Linked DNA regions of Mus musculus: region 2 is linked to region 1. Evidence: chromatin loops called from intact Hi-C (ENCODE). Cell type or tissue: left cerebral cortex. All regions are shown on one strand. Links, peaks and the distances in the headings refer to the core of each region. The heading gives the core; the rest is flanking DNA. Region 1 overlaps Cadps (Ca2+-dependent secretion activator). Region 2 overlaps Cadps (Ca2+-dependent secretion activator).

What was found. Peaks named below come from ENCODE experiments on the same cell type or tissue, not always from the same donor. Only the 100,000 strongest peaks of a DNase experiment are listed, where the experiment ranks them.
Region 2: it touches region 1 in a loop (13-fold over the local background); 2 of 42 quality-filtered maps call a loop at or near these places.

What each region holds. Positions count from the first base shown.
Region 1 is chr14:12,499,550-12,511,102 of GRCm38, forward strand. Cadps (Ca2+-dependent secretion activator) reads right to left here. Exons shown (of 31, transcript NM_001042617.1): 13 at 9,547-9,683; 14 at 6,235-6,422. Among named protein-coding and RNA genes, the nearest start is that of Fezf2, 160 kb to the left of the region's middle. In left cerebral cortex, for the core only: a CTCF peak has its summit at 4,815; DNase peaks (open chromatin) are centred at 4,891, 5,155, 6,810 and 7,663; H3K27ac peaks cover 2,324 bases.
Region 2 is chr14:12,431,537-12,443,089 of GRCm38, forward strand. It overlaps Cadps (Ca2+-dependent secretion activator), which reads right to left. Exons shown (of 31, transcript NM_001042617.1): 26 at 9,305-9,379; 27 at 8,335-8,418. Among named protein-coding and RNA genes, the nearest start is that of Fezf2, 91 kb to the left of the region's middle. In left cerebral cortex, for the core only: no CTCF peak of the experiment used is centred there; DNase peaks (open chromatin) are centred at 4,273, 5,517, 6,085 and 6,644; H3K27ac peaks cover 2,683 bases.

The sequences.
Region 1 (11,553 bases), core at 1,576-9,575:
AGGTTTTGTTGTTGTTGCTGCTGCTGCTTTGTTTGTTTGTTTGTTTGTTTGTTTGTTTTGTTTTCCGAGACAGGGTTTCTCTGTGTAGCCCTGGCTGTCCTGGAACTCACTCTGTAGACCAGGCTGGCCTCAAACTCAGAAACCCTCCTGCCTCTGCCTCCCAAGTGCTGGGATTAAAGGCGTGTGCCACCATGCCCGGCTTGTTGTTGTTTTTTTAAAAATTGTATCACATACATGCTCAAAGTGTGTGAAATCTGCAAATAGTTTGTACAAATAGCTTCAGTGACTCCAGGGTAAGGTCACACTGTGGAATTTTAGGTAAGAACTACCAACTACACAGATTTCTCAAGACTTCATGCTATTCCTATGGAAGCAAGCTTCCTCCAGGAAGATAGTCGAATGGTTTTAATGAAGGTGACAAGTCCAAAGGAAATTTTTCTTTAGCTGTGGGAGATGCTTACTTTCTTTTGAAACTTGTTTGTAATTTACCCTCTCTCTCTTATGATCACTTCCAGTTAGGTGAGTCTGGTGTTTAGAACATAAGGATGCTTCATCCTTGCACAAGGCCAATACCTGTACAGAGCTAGATGCAATCCAGTGACATGTTCATAAAAGTATCATTTCTCTCTGTAACATGAGACCAAGAATACATTTCACTGTTAGACTCTATCCATACTTGTTTGCTGCATAAAGCACTGTTTTCAGAGTTCTCTGTAAGGCAAATCTATACCCACTTAGTGCGATACTGTTTTTTTTTTGGGGGGGGGAGATAAAATATACTAAACATAATTGTGTGTGTGTGTGTGTGTGTGTGTGTGTGTGTGTGTGTGTGTGTGTGAAGAGGTAGAGATATGGTTGAAAGAAAGAAAAAAATATGTAACTCAGAACAAAATAAAGCAAAGCAAAACAAAATAAAATAACCACCATATGACACTAACTGAATGAGGCAAAGACACCATAAATAAGCCAAGTGTTCAGTCCCTGGGAGAGAAGACAGAGACTTCGACTATAGTAGTGGCTTCAATCAATGACAGAAATGGAAATACCTGAGATAAACTTAAGAGCATTGGTAGAGCCAGGAATTGATTTGTCACATGCTATGAAGGAAGGGGGAGTTCATGGCATGGCTGCTCAGCTTCTGTCTTGGGCAAGTGGGTGGATGATCTAGGGACCCTGCTGGATGAATGGAGAAGAATGAGTTCAAATCCGAACCCACAGGATGCACATGGGCTGTGAAGATGAACAGAACCTTGACTTCGAGCACATCTCCCCAGATGATCTTTGGACACATTTTCAGAGATGTTTTAGAATTCATGCCCTCTTACATCTGACTGCAGACTCATTAATCTATGCAGCGAGCTGTGGATTGAGGCGTTTGGCATTATGGATTTGTTAATTGCTGATACAATGTACTTTCTATGCAGGCCATATGTGAAAAGCAGCAGTGGCATTCAAGAAATGTTAAATAATAATGTAAATGAGAAAAATTTCCAATCTCAATAATAAAGGGATCCAAGGAACATTGACGCAACTTGCAATCGTCGGAGCTGTTTGATTGCCTTGTCACTGTGGGACAGTGACCAAAGTGATGCTAATCTAAATGTCATCTAGAAAGAATACTAAAAATATTATGGTGAAAATTAAGTACTGCAACCTTAGGAGCTGATTTAAAAATGAGAAGATATAGCAATTTACATCTGTGGATTTTGTGATCGCCAAATGCAACCAGCTGAACATGTTCACATTTTCCTTTAGTTTGCTCTCTCTCTCTCTCTTTTGAGAAAATGGGCTTAGTTATAAAGAGTTGGCCCAAACTAATATTCATTCAATTACTCTCAAAGTTTGATATGTATTAGAATCACTTGAGTTCTTTTATTCCTCGTGCTTAATTATCTCCTTATTAAACTTTAATGGTTCAGGTAAAAATTCCCCAGAGGGCTTTTGGCTGCAAATGGGGTTCAGGAATCAGAATTATTTTCATTTCCTTACCACAAGTGGTTCAAACATACAGTAATGAAACAACCAAGATCTTGGCTAGATGTGTTCTGAAGTCAGAATCACGGATGAGAGTATATTAGAAGAAGCTTTCTGGCTCCATGTAAGAACTGCTGAATTATTTGAGGGTAGGAACACATGCTCTATATTTTATTAGACTCTTCCATGTGACTCATGTGAACCCTAGAGGGGGAAGACTGCTGCTTTTGCAGAGCAACACATAGGTACAGCATCGACGTAAAAGAAACAACAACAAATCCAAGGGGGAAACATATCAGCCCATCATTTGGGAACATTATTTAACACGAGACTCCTGTACCTCAATGCCACTGGCATTTGGGCCTGAATGTTACTGGGTATTTAATACCACCCCCACGCCAATCAGAAATATCTCCAGACCTCACCAAAAGTCTTCTGGAGGGAAAACTCACCATGCTTAATCCCGTCAAATACACAGGAAAGCTCCCATTGGGTAGGAAAGCTCCATTGCATAGCTCTTTATATGCTAGGAAATGGGCCACAGTCCAGTGGGAGCTGCCTTTCAACAGGAACGACTTGCTCTGCTCTGTGTGGATGATGCCAGGTCGAAAAGCAGCACTCTGGACAGCTTCCACAGTGGCTTCTTGATCCTGACTGGAAGTTTCTGTTTTCTTGCAGGTGGATATGGACAGCAGAGCAAAACACAAGCAGGAACTCTGCCTCACCATCAGCCATATTCAGTGCCAGGAGGGAGGGGGTGACTCGGTGGTTCTGGGAGTTCTCTGCATGCTCACTAATAGCTCTGCCTACTATAAGGGACAGCCTGCTTCATTCTCCAGTGAGCAGAATTTCCCAGGTGCACTTGAAGCTTCTGTAAGTTCACTGCATACACAAGGCTTAGAAATGGCCAGTAGATAAATGAACATTAAAGCATACAGGATCCTTGCCTATGACCATCTATTTGGACAAGTCTGTCCAGAATTGCAGGCAAAGACAGAGGAAGAATATAAATAAGAAGAGAATGAAAAGAGTGAATAAAGGAAGTCTAAGGGGGAAGGCACCAATTTTCCAGTGAAAGAGGAGAGCATTGCTGACGGTCAACACAGGATAAGGTAGACAGAAGCTTAGAACTTCATGCCTTAAAGATGATCTCATTGTTTTTCTACTAGTAGCCGTTGGTTTAGTGATGGGCTTACTTTGTGCTTTATCATAATTCACTGTTTCAGCTGGGTTTCTTCTAAACAGATGAGTGTGAAAATTAGGAAGATTTGCTTAAGAAATTAGATCCATAATAAATGTATGGGCCTATCTTATCTAACATCAGTTAACCCATCTTATTTGCCTCTTGAACATTAGTTTAAAATTACCAAGCATACCTTTTTTTTTTTAATTACAAATGACTTGTAAGACATCAGACTAAAACTAGACATGAAGACAAAACAAAAGAACAAAACACAACAACACCACCTAAAACAATCTGACTCACTTCTGTTTGCTTATTGCTAGGTCAGTCTTTCCAATACAAACACCAAACACCTGGCTCAAACTTAGTCCCAATGCACATTTTCCCATTTTTAAGATCTTTTATGAAAAACTGCATGTTTGGAAAAGGATTCAGATTTAGGGGATTCACAAAGCTGTTGTTTGCAGACATGGACATGGTAGCATGCATGCAGGGACAGGTCAAAGGGGCTGAAAACAAAAGCTAACACAAATGGCTTCTTACCTTTTTTGTTCTTGACTTGGGTGAGGTTTAGACTCTTTTCTTTTTTTTGATTCTCTTCGTGAATCTTTTTTAATCTCTGGTTCAGGAGAAGGTGGAGATTTGCCCCCTTGAAAGTCTGTGTTTGATAGCAGCCCACTAAGATACACATGCATTTGTTGACTTTGGAGAGGGTGTGGTGGCAGGAGGCATGCATAGAGGGTGGCCAACCATAGGAAAACCAAGAGCACACACATGCGCAAACAAAAAGAAAGAAAAAGAAGGATGCATCAAAAAGCAAAGGCAAATGCATTCAAGCTAAAGTAATAAGCAAAAAAAAGATGCAAAATGCATAAGGAAAATCAAAACTGAAAAGGAAATAAGAAATCCCAAACTGTTCCCACGACAAGATGTATAAACCTAACTGTGAATCAAGTGGCAGTCTTACAATATGAAACCCAGACAATGTGTATCATAATTCATGATGATGTTTACGAGGGAGTTTACAAAAACATTTCATTATTTTATAACACTTTCCTATTCAGTAACATATGTAGAATACAGTGTGACAACCAAGAGAATATAATGCAACTTCTCTCTCTCCCTCTCTCTCTCTCTCTCTCTCTCTCTCTCTCTCTCTCTCTCTCTCTCTCTCTCTCTCACCCTCTATAAAAATTCAGTCCAAGAGGCTGTAACAGATAATCATCAAAGTGTACATATTTATAAAAGTGCAAATTAGGCATGCTTCAACCCAGGTATCACAGTCTTTATGAGTATCTTTTATGCGAATAAAAGGTCATGTGTTGGACTATGGAGCCATAACAATAGGAGATGAGAATAATCTTATTTTCTGTTAAAATATTCAAAGCTACAGTGTTATTACTACCTAGCTATAAATGATAGAGTCTCATTTCATAAAAGTCTATCAGTACTAGAGACAGGAAAAGCACAGAACAAATTCCATAGATATTCCAGGACCGTGTGGCTTGCAAAGATGAGGAAGGCTGACACAACCCTAGCTTCAAAGCCAGGTAGCCTGGACTGGCTTCTTCCCTGACGTGGATTTCTCCCGAGTGACAACTTGCTCATCTGAGGCTTGTTTTCCAAAGCCACCCAGCTGTCTTCTGCTGCCTCCCCTGGCTGTTGGCAGGGGTGCTTTGGAATATCGTAGACTTATCTTTATACTAACGTGTGGCTACATACATTGAGATGGTAAGCTGGCTGTGGCAGCGTGGAAATTTATTCCATGCCTCTAGAGCCAAATGGCAATGTTCTTAAATTATTTGCTTCTTTGCATTATTCAGAACATAGATGTTTTTTCCCCTTCAGGAGCTGGGCAAGGTCTAAAGAAATAGAATACTTAGTACAGAGTCAGGAGACTTGACATTCTGGTCTTGTTTGTGAAACCTACAAAGTGAGGGAGTTGGTTAGCTTGTGATCGCCAAAGTTCTTCCCACTTCTGAGGATATATTCAGTGTTCCTGGCATCTTGACTGCCAGCTTTACCTATCTTGCTTTAGCTCTAGCAATGTGCTTGGCTTCCGTTTTCACAGGACAGTAGTACATGCTGTTCCTTTTGCCTAGAGCCTCCACGAGTCAGTTCTCGGCTCCAGCACCATTTCCTCAGCCCCCTGCTGCTGCTCTGCCGCACTATCCGAGTCATGCTTCTTATTGAGTTCTACCCAGAATTGAATTCCTTTTCTTAATGTATCTTCCCTATTATTTTTTTTTGTTGTTGTTGTTGGTGGTGGTGGTGGTGGTTTTTTTTCAAGACAGGGTTTCTCTGTGTAGCCCTGGCTGTCCTGGAACTCACTCTGTAGACCAGGCTGGCCTCAAACTCAGAAATCTGCCTGCCTCTGCCTCTTGAGTGCTGGGATTAAAGGCTTGCGCCACCACGCCCGACTTCTCCCATGGTTTTTATTTTTCATCACGTACACAAAATGCAAGCAACCATCAAACACTCCTGAAATGAACGGTAGTATCAACAAAGGCAAAATAGCGATCAGTTTCTTGCCAAGTTGGGCTGAGGGTATATATATATATATATATATATATATATATATATATATACACACACACACACACACACACACACACACACATATATACACACATATATATGTGTGTTCACAAGTAGCCTCTCAACTCCATGAGAAAACTGTCATTCCCATTTTATAGACCAGAAAACTGTAATTTTGAGAATTTAATTACCAACCAAGGTCACCGATTAAAAAAACAAAAAAGGAAAAAGCAAATACAAAACCAAAGCCCACCACGGATAATGATTGCTACCCAGACTGATTTAACTCGGGGCTCCCCTAGAAGGGCTGTTTGGTATTTCTTCACAGTTGTCTAAGGAAAGGAAATTAGTTTAGCATGCCTCTCTCCTCTCTCCCACCCACCCCATGTGTAGTTCCTCCCCTCCTCCAGTCTGTTTGTGCACTACTGGGTAAATAGGGATATATTGTGAGTTAGGGTCACTCTTTCAGGCAGAACTAGTTACAAACCACTGGAAGTTTCTTTTTTATCCTTTAGGAATACCGCTAGACCCATGCTTACCTGTTACCATGGACATGGGACGCGCAGAAGGCAAAGCTGTAGTGAAGAAGCGTGGGGTCAATCATCGCGCCATTTTCTGCTCGTTCCAGCAAGTCTCTAAGGTAGCAGAGATGCCGGTGACATCCTCGGACTCCATTTCTGGCGCAATACTCATCTAACACAAACACCTGGCCAGGACTGAACCAGCCCTGTAGGGAAATAAAGGAGAGACTTTCTTTTAAATGTTGCTTTTTGGAGAGGTGCTAGTATCAAGAGTGGCTAGAGGAAGGGACTGATAAACAGCCAGTGTTAACTCTTTTGATTGCAGGTGGGTAAATTAACTGAGCTCAGGGATGCCATGGGATATCAACACAATTGGTAGAGCTGTATCAGCAAGCAGCATGCTTCTAGGAAAAGAGAACAAGCAGGGCTCTGACATGTACTATAGGGGGTGAAGCTGGGGCAGAGTCTGGCAAGGGAAAATTGGGATACAAATGCCTTCAGTTGGTAGACAACTTGTGCTTGACAAATAGCTTTCAGCTGAGCCTTCTAGTAAGCCCGTGAGGTAGACAGGACTGGCACAGAGTCTGGGTAAGGAACCTGCTATTCACACCAGACCCAGCCCAGCTTCTACTCTGGGTCCGTCTGTTTCCCTATCTTCAGGCATAAAGGAAATTTAAGCTGGTTTACACATAGACTAAACTTTGTAAATCATTACACCTTAGAAGAAATTTTCAGTGCATTTTGAAATGAAGGTAATAACATAGCATCTAAATGGCTAGAGTAAGTAAGTTGCCTCGGATTCAATTGAACAAAAGAGAGAGATTTCTCAGGACTGCATCTATAGTCCCACCCTACCCCCTGCAATTATTTGTTTTCCTGTTTATATTTGCTCACCATGAGACCAGCCAAACCTTGCTGCAAAAGAGAATCCAGATGGAGTCTCTGATAGTAATTCAGCATCGTGATGGATAGAAACCCGTGTCTCTCTTATGTAACTGGAAAGACAGGTCCCTAGCAAGGCCAAGTGACTTGGCATTGAGGGTCAGTATGGATAGAGTCTAAAATCAAACCATGTTGTCTCATTTCCATACTACCTGAAGCAAGCAATAAATCAGTCCAGGTGGCAGTTTCTAGATTGGACATTTGGGCTCTTTTTAACAAACTTCATTTTTCTTTGAGGGTCTCCTATGAGGTTTGTTTGTTTTTTTTTTTTAATATTACTGCAGCTTGGATCGAAGGGATGAGGGAGTCAGTGATGTGGAACAGGGAGAGGCCAAAGGAGTCTGGAAGGGAGGGCTTTGCAAGGCTCTCATCTTGTATTAGGATCTGGGGATCTTCAACTGGCAACGTGCAGCTCAGCGATGCATCCAACGAAAGACGGCATCTTTCCTATTTCAAATTATAAGTTCCTCCAGAGGGCGGGAGAGTAGTTGAGGCAGTGGGCTGCCCCTATAGGCAACTTCTTTGCCACTCCATCTGCTACCCCAAATGCTAAATCTTAGAGACAACACTGCTGTGAAAGATTAAAATATATTTTCTACGACTCAGATGACACCAAGTCTTTTGTAGATGCCAAAATAGCTGCTTTGAAAAGAGTTGAAGAAATATCAATTAGGAACTGAGTCGAAGACACAGAAAAATTTATGTATCCCTGCTGGTCGGTCTCCAAAACCAACTGAAAAAAAAAAGACTGTACTAATGAGAAAAATGGAATAGAGAGATAGGGGATAAGGCCCTTTACATTTCTGTTATTTTCTGAAACTCTGGCCTTAATTAATAGATCCAGGTATATAATCAGGAAAGGGAGTTGTTCTGGGTCACTCATAATTATTATTTTTAAATTTGGACTATGTAGTTAAGCGTATAGTGATTAATGGGGAACAGGCATCAGTCTGTCATCTCCGGTTATATCTTTAGAGGGCATATATTAATTCTCCTTCGTGGTAAATTTCAGAATGAAAAAAAATTGTTTTCAAACACTGACGTGAACAAAAGTCATAAAAGGTGAAACCGTCTCAAAGTGTAAACATGTCTCACAGTGTTCATCACGTGAGAAGAGTTCCTGCTGAAAGGGTGGCAGTGCTGAGGCACACCTCACGACGGTCATAAATGTAATTAGAGATACACAATAGTAGGAAATCTGAGAAAAATGGACTTGCAATGCAAGGTAAGGTGTTTTGTTTTATTTGTTTGATTTGTTTTTGTTTTTCAAGTCAGTGTGGTGTTCCTTTCCAACTTGGCAAAGTAAGAGTCTCCAATGACGAGATTCTAAATGAGATAATGTGTCACTGTGAGCCATAGATTAATAAATTATCTTACAGAATCCCACTTCTATTTTAAGATGATTTTAACCTCTTTAAAAAACACACAATATCTTCAAGCAGCAAAAAAGGGGAACTTAAAATAATCATTCAGAATAAGGGTTTATGCTAATGTCAGTTAATTATATAATATTAATGTTACATAAATATATTAACTTTCATGTTTGAAGTCAAGGAGAAGAACTGCTCTCTGCATAAAATCATTTGATCATCTCCCTCCTTCTTTTCTGTCTACAAAGTAGGATTAGTAAGTAATATTTACGCTTAAATAAATTCATCATTTAGAATCTGAAAACAGAAATGAGCTGAATCTTTGTCATAGTTTGGGGCTTGATAGTTGTAAACCAAAAATGTGTTTTCAAAAATTGGATAAATATGTAACAGCAGTCTTTAAACTGAACTAATTTGACTGAGGGTTTAAAATGAGATTTCAGGGTATGTAAAAAACCCTGCTGGGTAGCTGAGCTTCTAAATGCCTACTGCACCTTTAAAATTTTTTCCTCAAGGGTAAACATGATTCTGAGTATAACAGAGAAGGTGTCACCCAAATAAACAAACCCAAATCCATTACAGTGGCAGTGGAGTGTATTAGCAACTGTCTCGATCTTTAGAAGTGACAAAAGCATTGTATTGCTTAATGAGCTAGGAATAACAGGCACAGGACAAAGAGGGTGGGGTACCTACAATCAGGCAATATTTATAAGTTCATTTTGAGCAGGTGCCAAGTTCAACCACTTTTTTAGGAAGATTTCTCACGTAGCAGCTAAGATGGGGTGGCTAAGATAGGGTGGCTGGGGAATTGGCTATGTCTCTCATGAGCACTTCCTCCATCTCACATCGACTCTTGAGTAAATAAAACTTCTGCCATGCAGAAAATTAAAGACTTGCTTATAATTGTTAAAGGGGTTTTGTAGGGAGTGGGTAGAGTTCTGACATAAAGGTAGAGGGGTATTTGATGTTTTTCAGGAATGTCACGCTGCAATTGCTGTACATCAAAGGGTATACTTGCCAGGCAAGAATAGGAATCATTAAGTCTGTGATCCAAAGTCAGCCGCTGCACCATCTCAAAGAGGGAAGCGTGGTCAAAGTTACAGGGGTTGGAAGAGATAAATTCATCCATGCCATGCTTCTGAGCTCTATCTGCGTCTGTTCATTTACACATGTGGAGAGAGACACAATTTAGAGAAACACATCACAGGCTTTTTTTGACATTACAGATTCACAGGATTCACTAGGCATTGTGAACATCAGCTGCCTCCCTGCTGCCCCACCCCGCTACCCCGGAGATAGTCTTTGACCCCACCCCCCGCCCCCATTGTCAACTTGCATCACTTACTGGTAAGTTTACTGCATTTAGGCAAAAATATATTGGCATCAACATGTTTATCAAATGATCACAATTCCAGTGCTTCGTGTTGCTCTTTAAACCATGCATGAGACCGTAACTTCGCCTGCATCTCACCGAACACTGAAAGCAGATCGGATCTTTGCTGATAGCAGTCTAGCTAGGTTTTTGAGTTCGTAATAGATTCTGCCATTCCAGCGGTTGTGTTTAGAGTAATTTCTCTGTGCTTATTGGAATTATCTGGGGAAAGGCTTATGCTGGTTTTCAGCAGAGTGACAATATTTGTGTCATCCCCTTCCAAATTCTCATTGCCAATTTGGTGTCACAAAAGGTTTGATTCCCAACCCTCCAAAATTAAAAGTTTTTTTTTTAATTTAAATTTAAGATTTTCATTGAAACTGGGAGAATAAGTTTAGTGTGGGTTTAGTGTTGGATAGGCAAGGACTTTGCCTGTGGGGCACATACTCCATTAGTAAACAGAAACTACGCTGTGAGGGCTGCGGTCTGCCAGTTATTGTGAGTTAATAGTCTCCATGTATTCACACTTTTCCTTACAGGGTGAAGACTGTAGGCAAAACCTCCTAAGGGCTAACTAATTAATCTCAACGTGTGTAACTAAAATAGTCTATCCTTAGCTGGCAAAATAACTCAGAGAATTCAGCTCAAGTGCCACTAAGAAAAAAAAATCCTCAAAAGGTAGGAACAGGGGTATTTTTCAAGGATAAAGAGATCTGCTCAGTTGACCGAGTCATTTCCTCTCCAGATATCCAACTACGATAAGGTAGAATCTCAGAGGGAATCAAGCAAGGTTTTACTCATCTCTTCGAATGCAACATTTTACGGGATGCAGGGAGCTGCCAGGAGCCAGCGGAGCAATCAGGGCAAAGGAAACTTGATGTCTGACTTGAGAGGGTGTTTGAATAATATTTTCCTATGTGGCCTCTGTCCCAGGAAGGGTTTTTTTTTCTTTCTCTCCCTCACTTAGGGTATTGCTGTGAGCTTGTTTTTTGGTAGCTGTGGGACTTTAACACTATGAGTTTTCAGTGACTTCAGCTATCGTTTGAACAAAACTGTGCAGCTTGTCAGCTTCTACACTTTTAAAATCTTTGGCATTTTGCATAGGAGTAGTGAGTGGTCAGTGTTTGGTTATGATGTGTTGTTTATGCCCAAGACATACAAAACCATTGTCTCTAGAAGGCAAGTGGAAGAATAGTATTTTAACAGACAAATTGTCCATTAAAATGATAAAACAAAGGCTTTGGGAAGCGATACTACCTGTGCAGAAATTCTGTTAGAGGATCTATAAGAGGATCTATAAGCTTGCCATGGTAGTTGTCTCAGACTCATCCTTGGGGAAGTGCTTTGAAATCGAGCCTGCTGCACGGCCTTGGCTTTCCTTTGCTTTGCTTGCTAAGCTTGGGATCTTTGGGACCGTAAAGTCTGCAGGAAAAGCTTGCTTTTCTGGATGTTCTACTTGTGGCCAAAGGCAAGGAAGTATCTTCTGCTTTCTGGACCCCTGCCAGTAGAAAGACCCTTACAACAATTGGGTCGCCCTCCTCTATCTCCCGTCACAGATACTGCTCTCACCATCTTTCCTGTGACTACCAGGTCAATTCAGGAAGGAGTGAGCATGAGGAGAGCTTGAATTGCTCACCTGTTACTTCCTCATGG
Region 2 (11,553 bases), core at 1,159-9,158, 68 kb before region 1:
ATCAGTCTAGCTCTGTTGCGTAATGGAGCTTTTTTTTTTCTTTCCTCTTTTCAGGTAGGTAAAGAGACAGACAACTTGCGTGACTACATGGAAAATGCATTGTACCACTCTAGATAAGGGAAGGGATATATATAACAGGAATTTATTAAATCTAGGCAGACATGGTTACCTGTTGAGAGGGTTGAGCTGAGGCCCCCCAGGATACATGTCAGAAAGTACAAAATGTGGCCTAAATAGAAACATTATCCTTGATGTAAAAATAAAGATGAAAAGAGAGTTCAGAAAGAATGACCTTCTCCCATGTGGTTGGGTACTTAAAGCAGAATTTTTATAACATCTAACATTGACATCACCTTAGATACAATGTGGTTACATCCTATGCTTGACTCATTTCTGCCTCCCTCTAAAAAGACAACAGTAACAAACCCCTCAAACAACAAGAACCAATTTTCTTCTTGGTATGTTGGTTAAATTTGATAGTATAGAGAAACCCCACCACGATCAATTTCAAGCTCCTAACATATAATATAAACATGGAGATTTGGAAGCAAAACAGAGAACTGGATCTTACAGGCAATAGGAACCAACTAGACAATGCCAATCATTGAAAACACAAAGTCAGAAAGTCTCAAATGTTCCTTTTATTAATGTACTCTAGGTAGTAACTTATAGGATGTGTGTGTGTGTGTGTGTGTGTGTGTGTGTGTGTGTGTGAAATGATGTCAGATACATCATTTAGAAATTTTTTTTGAGACAGGTTCTATGTAGCTCTGACTATCTTGTAATTCGCTATGTAGAATAGGCTGGCCTTGAACTCACAGAAATACCCTTGTCTTTGCCTCTCATGTACTGGGAATAAAGACATATGCCACCATGCCTAGCTAAAAAGTCTTGTGTCTACATCTTTTGGTTCAGTAATTTACTTATAGCACTCATTCAAAACATGATGGCTGATTGAATAAGCGATGTCAATGTTAGACATGGTAATCTCTCTCTCTCTCTCTCCCTCTCCTCCCTCTCCCTCTCCCTCTCCCTCTCCCTCTCCCTCTCCCTCTCCCTCTCCCTCTCCCTCTCCCTCTCCCTCTCCCTCTCCCTCTCCCTCTCTCTCTCTCTCTCATCTCTTTTGGAGGATAAAACACAGGGTCACATACATGGTAGGCAAGACTTTTAACATTGAATCTATCTCATAGCCCTAACTAATATTCTAATGGACAAAGAAGCATCCTAAAGATTATGAGTAATAAAAGAGAAAATGCTAACTATGTAGTAAGTGTAATGAAAAGTATCTTTGGGGTCTAAATTCTGGACACAGAAATCTATCGAATCACTTGCTTCACCCTGTGTGCAGGTAAGTCTGGCCTTAGAGGAGAACTGGCTACTACACTAATGAAAGCTGTTTAAATGTTTAGATGGGGTCATTTCAACTTCCTCACTCTTCTGAGGAAACTGAGCTCAGCTCTAGAAGTGCTATTCACAGGGCACCTGCTACATACAAGATACCACAAAAAGTCCATGGTTCCTAGATCCAATACTGACGTCAGCAGCCTTACTCTGCAGATAACTGAACCGGATCTCAGAAGTGGCCAACAACCTGTCAAATTCTCTCAACCTGGGTTTCACCAGCTCTCTTTAAGTTTCTGTCAATAAGGGCCCACTGTGTCTGGTTGGAGGTCAAGGTGGACTCAACGACCTTTAATTATAGCTCATGTGAAACTGCATACAAATGTTGTAGGTATTTCTTTCACAATTGAGTTTCTGTGAGCAGCTTGATCAGCACCTGAGAGTCTGAACAAAATACTGTGTCTATCTCATGTTCGCTTTCAAAGATAGCTGTTTTTACAAAAGAACATTAAAGGAAACAGCTGATTTCAGATGCTTGTCTTTTTCTTCTCTATGTTGCTCTAGTCAGCAGGCATGTTAATTGTCATGGCAGCAATCTGAAATGAGGGTATCCAAATAGGTGATGAAATATTATATCACAGACCCCAAAGCCCATGCCACATTCTGAAATGTTTGGCGGTGGCTGATGAAAGAGACTAGCGCAGGCTAGAGACCAGTGCTTCTGAGCACAGGAACTTGGCTAGTTGGCTATGAGGAAAATGAATTAGGAAAATATGAAAGGCTCTTCAAGTCACCTTCTAATGGCAGCTCACAGCTTCAGTGTCAAAAGACCACAGCTTGCCACTGACTTATACCAGGGAGCTGGCCTCTCTGCCTTGTCTTAACCATATCCCTTCCTTGCCAGGTCAAATGCTAATTCTCCTGTAGGTCTAGTTTGAGTCACTTCTGGGGCTGGGGAGATGGCTTAAGAAGTGATGGAAGCATGGAGACCTAAGTTTGACCCCCATCATGCATATATACAAAGATGGGTGTGGTAGTGCTCATTCCTAACCCAATTGATAGAGAAGGCAGAGATAGTCATGTTTTGGCCAGCCTACCTAGGCACCTGCTTGTCTTGTGGCTTCCATATGTACATGCACATATGGGCATATTTATCTACAGACACAACTGTACACACAGGATCATGTCCACTCCCTCCAAGTAATTTTCTTCGCTGGCCTCTAGAGGAGGAGGTTGAGAATCTTTGCCCTGTAATTCCACTGCACTGACTAATTTCCTCTTTCTCTGAAAAGTAATGATGTTTCTAATTACTTGTTGGGAATATATCTCCAGCATGTAAACACAGAGTAAGAGCAATAGTTTCTCTTATTTAATACTGAGCCCCAGTACTTAGTGTGTTAGCATGTATTAAGAAATGTGTTTACGAAAGGACTAAAATAAAACTGGTAATTATGTAGAAGCACAAAGGCAGTGGGGAAATGGAAGTCTCTTGCCTGGGTGTTATTCCAAAATGGAATAATTAGGCTAAGTTATTCATAAAATAATTGTGCCTGTCATATTTTATTTTATTCATTTAGTGTGAGCATTGCATGTGGTATATGTATGCGTGTGTATGTGTGTGTAAAGGCATGGGATTTCCTTTTTCATTGTCTTATTTATTTGAAGCAGAGTCTCTCCATGAACCTAGAGGTCATGTTTCTTGGCTAAGATTTTATATAGCAAGCTCCAGAAATCCTCCTGTTTCTGTCCCCAGCCCATTCTGGGCTTGCTGCAAGGGTGCTGGGACATGAACTCACATCCTCCAGGTTGTGTAGCAAGTGTCCTTACTCACTAAGTATCTTTTCAGCCCCCCAAATAGTTATTTTTCCCACTTAGGAATAAAGTAACAGTGGATTGGTTTTAAAAGCATCACCAGGTGATTTCATTGATGAGTTCTGTACATGTAGGCAATTATACTGGCCATAATAAAAGAGTCATATGGCTTAGAGAGTAACTAAGTGTGCTTTATTTATAATATGAACTGAACCTATGGCAGAGTCTGGCTGTAAGGATGTCTCAAGAAAAATGCATAGAAATCATTTCATAGTGTCAGTAAGTTAGTCTTGACAGGCACGCCTGCTGCTACAGCATCTGAGGCAGGACTTTCCACTCAGAATGTATTAGCTAACTGGTTAGCACAGGAATCCAGCAGCCGATAGCCTGATGCTGTTAGCCTTTAATGATAGTCTCTGTCCTATCACCAGCTCACAACATAAAAACCTTTCCTCTCCTGGGTGCTTTCTAATGCCAAAGCAAAAACAGAATACTGTCCGGGGAAACATTAGCAAGCTATTCTAAAATCTCACCCTACTCTATGCCTCCAATTGCTTCTGCAACCACAGTTCCTTCTGGACAGAGGTTAACTCTTTGCTCCATTTCTGATCATTACCAAAGTGACAGACATGTTTCAGGGTGCTCTGGAAAAAAAAAGCAGAAAACAAAAAAGAAAAATGCAGTCACTGCTGACGATGTGAACTGGCTCTAGCCTTGGTCACAACTTTTAGAGGGATCAACCATTTCAACTTTGTTTCACTCTCAAGTGGAAAAACAACTATAATCTTGGTGAGGAGGAGGAGGAGGAGGAAGACGAGGAAGAGAGCTGACGATGACAATGACAATGATAATGACAACAGTCGATGTGAGCAATTAGAAACCCAGAAGACAGGACACACAGTAGGGATTAGGTTCCTGGAAGCCTTGACATGGGCTTTATTCCTCGTGTTCTGTAAGTAACAAATGATGTGTTTGGAAGGAGAACTGTAGCTGGCTGAAATCCTGATGCCTTGGAAGGGCTGCTGTTCCTGACCTGTGGGGGTGGGGTGAGAGTTAGACCTTCCCATGTCTGTCTTCACCCCACCGTGAAGGCTGTACAGGACTGCTCAGGTGGAGTTGAGGTGGAGCCCAACCTCTCTGAGCCTTGCTTCCAACATTTTCTAAACAGCGTTGGTAGAACGGAGCTGCTCTGAGAGTCCCAGAAACATACTTTCAGAGCATTTAGCTCTGTGCCAGGCACTCAGTGAGGACGTGAGGAACACAAGTTATGCCTTTGTACTTATTTTAGACGTTTGAATTTATTTACCACAGCAAAGGCAATTAAAATGTAGGGAATGGGACATTGCTCCAGGTCACCTAGGTCTATGCTAAGGGGCAGAGCTGAGCTTCCTTCCTATGTATTTAGGGTTGCCTTTCTTTCCGAATCTGAATTAAGCTTGGGACTCGTTTCCCTTAAAGTCTTCAGCACCACATACCACACCAAAGTTTCCCCTTTGACCTCTCCAAACCAATTTCCATCTCTAAAACCTCCCTACTCCACCTTACAGGGTCATGATGCAGAAATGTCTCTTGCTTCCCTGTTTTGTGGCCATTAGTGGCTGCTGCTGTCTCTGAAATAGTCCCTTCCCTTCCTCTTTGTTCACAGCTGGCCCCAGAAATCTCTGATCATGGTTCCCTGGAAGGATCTTGAGGGGTTGTCCTGGCTTAAATACTATCTCCTCAACCCTCCCTTTTTCTCCAGCTTATGTCCCAGGCAATGTTTCCTTCCACTTGATCATTCATTCTTTCTCTTTCTGATTGTCTGGCTCCTCGGATAAATGTAACCTCCCAAAGGGCAGAGAACATCCTTTGGAGCACTGCTGTGACCCCGGCACCATCACAACACCTGACATAGAGGTACTTTGTAAGGAATTTGGGGTGACTGACTGGGAAAATGAATTCATTTCAGGAGCAGCGCTCTTGCCAAACCCTGGACAAGGGTGAGTGATGCATTTAAATGCTATGGGAGAGGGACCTGGGCACCTGTTTGCCCTGCCTTTTGGCCTCCTAAAAGAACAGCATGAGACTACCCACAAGGCAGAGTCCTTTCCAAATAGTCATCCGCCATAAAAGCACATCTTGCAGGCAAGGAAAATGGGTGGATGGTTGCTAACTATATCTTCCAACTGGGCTGATCTTTGAAAAGTTCGAGAGGCGCCTGCCTCCCTCAGTCCCAGGCTGCTACTGCTGCTGAGGCCCCTGAGGGAGGAAAGGAGGGTGCGCTTGGGCGCCTCTTGGGCTGGCAGGAGAAGCCACATCTCATCCGCCCTCCTCCCCCAGCTCCTCTCCAAGAGAGGAAGCAATGCAGATGGAGATGAGAAATAAATATTCCTGCCTGCTCTGCGCCACTGCAGACGTTTTCCAAAATGTCTGGCTTGGACCACAAAATCAAGCCCACCCAGCAAAGGAGGCGCTCAGCAGGAGAAAGAGGGGGGACAGGGTGGCATATTTGTCGATATGCGTCAGCTTTCTGGGGGGCCGAGCACATGGCTCATCTTTGGCAGCCCTGCTGAGGTGGGGATGTGGTAAGTGCACAAAGAAAGGAATCAGAAAATAGGAGCAGAGTTAAAGGCAAGTATGCCAGACTCCGCACAGGCTGCGCACCTCTGTCCGAGCCCGAACACACTCCGCTGGTTCCTGTACTTGTTCTCACATATCTTGTTTACTCCACCCCTCACCACAGCCCCCACCCTTCCACCTCTATCCTCTTCCACCTCTATTCCGTTCCTGGGACGTTAACATCACCGGGCTGCCAGCATCCTTCAGAGGTCCTCTGCAATTTGGGCAGGAACTCAGAATCCATGTGTGGAGAGATTCTCACTACCCCTAAGTTCAGTTCTCATCTCTAATACTGGAATCCTGGCAGGCAATGAGATCATAGGCTGCAAATGAGAAGTGGGTGCTTGTGGCCATGAGGTGGCCAAGTGTGTGGGAGGAGTATCATAAGGAGGGAAGTTCCAGGCCCAGCAACAGAGCTGGAAGGCTCGGTATGGCGGCACCATTGCTGGGCATGCCTCTAGGCTGTACAATGTCGTAGGCTCGGTGAGAAAGATGGGAAGTCATCATGGGACACTTTGGTCTGGGTTTCTCACTCTCCCCGGGAATTCCTGGAATCCTGAATTCTTCATCTGGCTGCTGCTGGGCCAGTTGCTAACAAATCTTTTGGAGAGTTCATCCCAGAGGAGGGTCTTGCCAGGAACAAAAGTGGAATCCATAAACAAAAAAGGGGCCTTCTTGGGTCATGGGTTCAAGCACACTGCTGTGAAAACACTGGCTCAAAATGAAGTCTCAAAGCACTAGTCTCTGGGCACTCGGAGAAGTTTGCAGAGATAGTGCACTTTATCCCACCCACTTCCTTGTCATCTCCACTGTTGCAATGAAGAATGAGGCCTTGTCTGTCTCCAACTCATGTGCCCTGGATCCTTCTCTGTGAATCTTGCCCACTCACAAGCCCATCTGCCTTCCAGCATCAGGCATTTACCAGCAGAATCCCACTCTCTCCAGAGGCCACTCAGCGGTTGGAAACTGGCAGGGGAGTTGGCTTCTAGTCTCCACTCTACATATTGCGGTATCACCTCAGACAAATGACTCCCCGTCTCTGGGATACTTTCTTTGTCAAAGGAGTGGGCTAGATAGGTTTCTTTGCAGAGAATGACACATTACACATATGTTTTCAGAGTGAAATTGGATTCAATGTTTCTTTGCATTGTCCCCTTCCCAATCAACTCACTTTGTCAGTGAATAGCAGGCATGAAGGGCATCATACTTCTGGATTAAATTTATCTTTATATTTGGGAAGGTCAGAGTTAAACAGCATAACAAGCTGGGTGTGCTGAAGACGAACGCTATCTAGCAATGGCTTGAAATGTTATCAGCTAACATCTGCCTAAATAGAAGGAGAATCTATAGGCTGAGGAAAAGCCAAAATAGGGTATATTTGTTCATAAATTTACTCCTTTTTAGGACATGTCTGGAAAGAAGTTGTATGCATGTATGATTGTATCTTATCACAATCATATTCATTACTTGTAAAAGATGTTATTTAATTGAGTCCGACTACAAACTCAGACCATGAGGGTTTCATCTCATTCTATGGCATTGTGGGAGATATTATCCATCTCTCATACCCTTACAGGAGGAAACTTGGGCTCAGAGACCTACTCAGGCTCACATAGTTGGCTAGTGTTGTATCAGGATTTGAACTCAGCTCCTAGGGATTCCAAAGATAAGGATTTGTACCCATGATGCTGATGTTCTGGGCCTTGTCTGGCATCTGATTCTCACTGGGAGATTACTACAGACACAGGCTCCTAGGCTGCCTGCTGTTCTTGTACTGTTGTTAAAACAGCCTAGAACCAATACCACTTTTACTGTACCTACTTGGCAGGAACTGGGAGTGAAGCAGGATGAATGGCTCTCTCCTCTGACCACCCATCCACAGAAATCTGCTGCCTCCTGCTTTTCTTTTTCTTTTACCTTTGCCCTTGGTCTTACACAAGTTTAGCACTGAATTGGAGCTTCAAAGAATTTGGAAAGGACATGTCAACAGCTCAGGAAGCTATAAATGCAAACAGCTCCTGAGCTCAGGCAGGCAGAATGAGAGAATTCCTTTTCCTAAGGAGGCTCGCTAGCTGCAAGCACTTTCAGTCTATAAAGGCCCGGTACTTCAACTCCCAGCGCCTGAGGCTGTGTACCAAGCACACTCACTTAGAGATGGAGACTCCTTTCTCTATGAGGTTTCCTGGACTTGAACTGTATACAACTAACTCAGTTAAGAAAACCAGAACTTACGTAGAGTAAAGGCCATAAAAAAGGTATTTGCAGTTACAACTGACCTGAAGGTCACCATATACAATTACTAAAAGTATTTACTGGTAAAAATCGTGGCCCACACTACATTTCCTGTCATAGCCAAGGCAGTTGAAGGTAGGCTATTCACAAGTGCCGTGGAACTGGACAGCATACCGGCCTAATGGCAATGAATGCCCCGCCTCTTCTCCAGTGTTAACACGTTACACTAGCGCTTGAATGTAATTAACACACCTTGCCACTGCCGCGCAAAACCACACATTACCTCTCACCCAAGCAGAACCACAACTGAACCAGACCAACAACCGGGAGAGCAGGATACGCTTTACTCACCGTGAATGACAGAAACGAAGAAAACAAAGTCCCCTCGTCATATCTGGATAACTTTGCCAGTACGCCTTCCAATATAGTTACAAACTAGTAAAACAGCACAAAGGAAAAAGTATTATTTCAAATTGTAGTTGTTTACAAGAAAGAACAGCATGTCCCAGCCACCTAGAGGCTAGGACTCAGCCCCCTGTTCGTTTCTGCATTCCATCTTTTAAACTCTCACTTGGAGGAAGGAAAAGACTGCCGTTGTACGGCAATATTTGACTTATCCGGCTTTCTCTTCATTATTATGTGATTGCAAATACGGAGTGTTACAGAAGTGCAAAGTGACAAAATATTATTGAGTTGCATATAGCATGCGATAATATTAAATGCACTTTTCGAAATCCCAAACTGCGCAAAGCAGTCTTTACATTACATATTAGCACTACATTTAATCCAATCTATTTTTATTTGTATTTTATCAGTAATTTGGGAGAAACAGAAGTTTAGCACTGGCAAATATAAATGTCTTCCCATTCAGCATTACTTAGTTAAAATTCTATAATTCATGAGGGTGACTGAAATAGCTTTATCTGACTTTTCTGTGTTATTATGACTCTCACTGCATGTGAAACTAGAGGGAAAGGGGTTTTCAGGATGGCAGAATTCCTTATTACCGCTTCATTTTATGTATTTTAAAATCTAACTTTGTCAGTGCTGAGAAACAAAACAAACATTTCCCGCATAACCTAGTGCTGCGTTTAGGGACACATTCTTATTAAGTTAACATATGCCGCTTCATCAATTGATCTTCACACAGCTCACGCACATCAGAAAATCCTCGCAAGCTGGGGCTGGGTGATGTGCAGTCCTGTTCCTTGGGAGCTGTGAGTGTCCAGAGCAACTTTTTAGTGTGTTACATTTTAATGGAAAAGCAGACACAACAAAGCAACATTGACAGTGCCCCCTTCCACCTGAAGCTGAAGGTTACCTTTGCCACCAAAAGTGTGATCATTTCTTTAACGGTTTCTTCAATTAGTTCATCTATTTTTGAATGGTATTGATGCTAAAGAAGACAGAAAGACACACATTAGCATGTCAGGGAGTTGACAGTGGGCATTGTGTCCCTGGCTTTAGATCAGAATCTATAAATAAAGCCTGGCCTGCAGATCCAGTCTGTTTCCATAGTCCTAGAAGCAGCAATAAGATTCTGACTTCTCTTTGATAGAGAGACCCGAAGCACTTAAAAAATCAGCAGGCTCATTGTTTCTCGTCTAAGGCTTTAGATAGCCTTTGATGTATACACACACACACACACACACACACACACACACACACACACACACAAACACACATACACCCCAGCACACATGGCTGGCCTAATTGGCCTAGCAGTGTGTTGAACTGGATTATACAAAGCTTGATTCAATAGCAATCTAGTACACTGGGAGAGGAATGGTATTTCTGGGGATCTGATGGGGGATGTAGTTTAAACAGTGGGATCCCTCCAAAGGGAACTTGACTAAGACACCAATTTTATAAAAACCTGCTAAGTATTTTATTTTATTTATTTTATTTTATTTTTTGGTATATGCCTCAGAGCCCATCAGTTTTAGCTACAGTCTTGACCCAGAGGCCAGGTAGAGTCTCTTTCTGAACCATCGCTACAAGCCACACTTTTCCCCTTCCCTTTTATTCTGTTCATCAATAAGCAGACCCAGGTTCGACCTTCTGCTTAGACTGAAGCTAAGTTTTTCCAGTTTTTTCAAACTGGCACTGTCGATTAAATTTAAATAGTAATGTAAAAACACACCCCCACACAAACAAAAATCTGCTATAAATGCCAGGGGAGAAGGAAAAGCAATTTCAACACAAGTTATTATATGCCAGCTCCTTGACATTTATTAGAACATTTTAGTATCCATTTGAATTATTTTGTATTTCCGTTACACAAAAACAACAATACAAAAACATTGTTATTTGGAAAGAAAAATGCACTTACCCACTCTTTAGCAAACTTTCAGGAGGAGGATTAATTAGGAACAAAAAAGAAAAAGCAACAGTGCAAATAAAAATCAGGACAAAAGGACACACAGAAAGATGAAAATTAAATAAAGCATTACAAGGCTGTGCAGACATACAGAAATAAGACAGGAGGAATGTGCTGCAAACGTGCTTGCTGGCAAGCAGGGTGACTGGGCAGAAGCAAGCAGATGAGGCATTGTTTTAGACTTGGAAGAACTGGATAAAATCCTAGTGCAAGGGCCAGAAGCCATACTGCCTACATATTGAGCTCAGTTTCCTTATCTGTAAACAGGTAATAGCACTAAGACCTGAACCTGGGGGAGCCTGGGACCAATACAGATACTGATCTCCAGAAGAGGAGAGGCAAGTCCTGGTGAATATGTCTTTAGCTCCATGTCTCAAAATAACCAGGAGAGACAAGAGACATAGTTGAATGGCTCTCTCTCTCTCTCTCTTTCTCTCTTTCTCTCTCTCTCTCTCTCTCTCTCTCTCTCTCTCTCTCTCTCTCTCTCTCTCTCTCTCTCTGTGTGTGTGTGTGTGTTTAAAGCAGTGGACACATTAAGTGCCTCAACTTGACTATTCCATGTATTTCTCTATATCTTCACATATGAAGACATCCAGTGTATCAATAATGGGTCATAAAAATATGACAATAAAGAAGAAGGAAACTTAATGACAAGCTCTTTCCTGGTCTGTTGTTTGTTTTACTTATGTCCCTTAAGAACTAAGGGCCCAAGCCCCTTTCTGGCCCTGAGCACATCAGATTCGTACATTGACTTTGAAGATCTAGTGAGGATCTAGATGTGAAAACATTTTTTGCCTACTGTAAATGCAATGCAAACATTATCACGTATTCAAGTGCCTCAAGAAGTCACAAAGGGTAGAGAAGCAGAGGACACCATCACCAAGGCATCCTCCCCTCCTTCCAGTTGACTGGAGAAAAAGCAAAACAAATGGCCCAAGGCGTTTTGTCCTGACGAATCAGAACCCTTGTTGACCACATTGCTAGCTCCAAGACAGTTTACTAGTAAATAGCATAAACCAAAGCTGAATTTAAAAAAAAAAAAAAAGAAATTCACAGAATTCTGTACTAGAGTCACAAAGAAGAATGTTAAATCAAAAGAATACGGGAATACTGACAGGGTTCCAAATTCATTTTTAGCTATTGAAATAGGATCCAGAATCATATTCCTACTTTCTGTTGTCACGTGACAG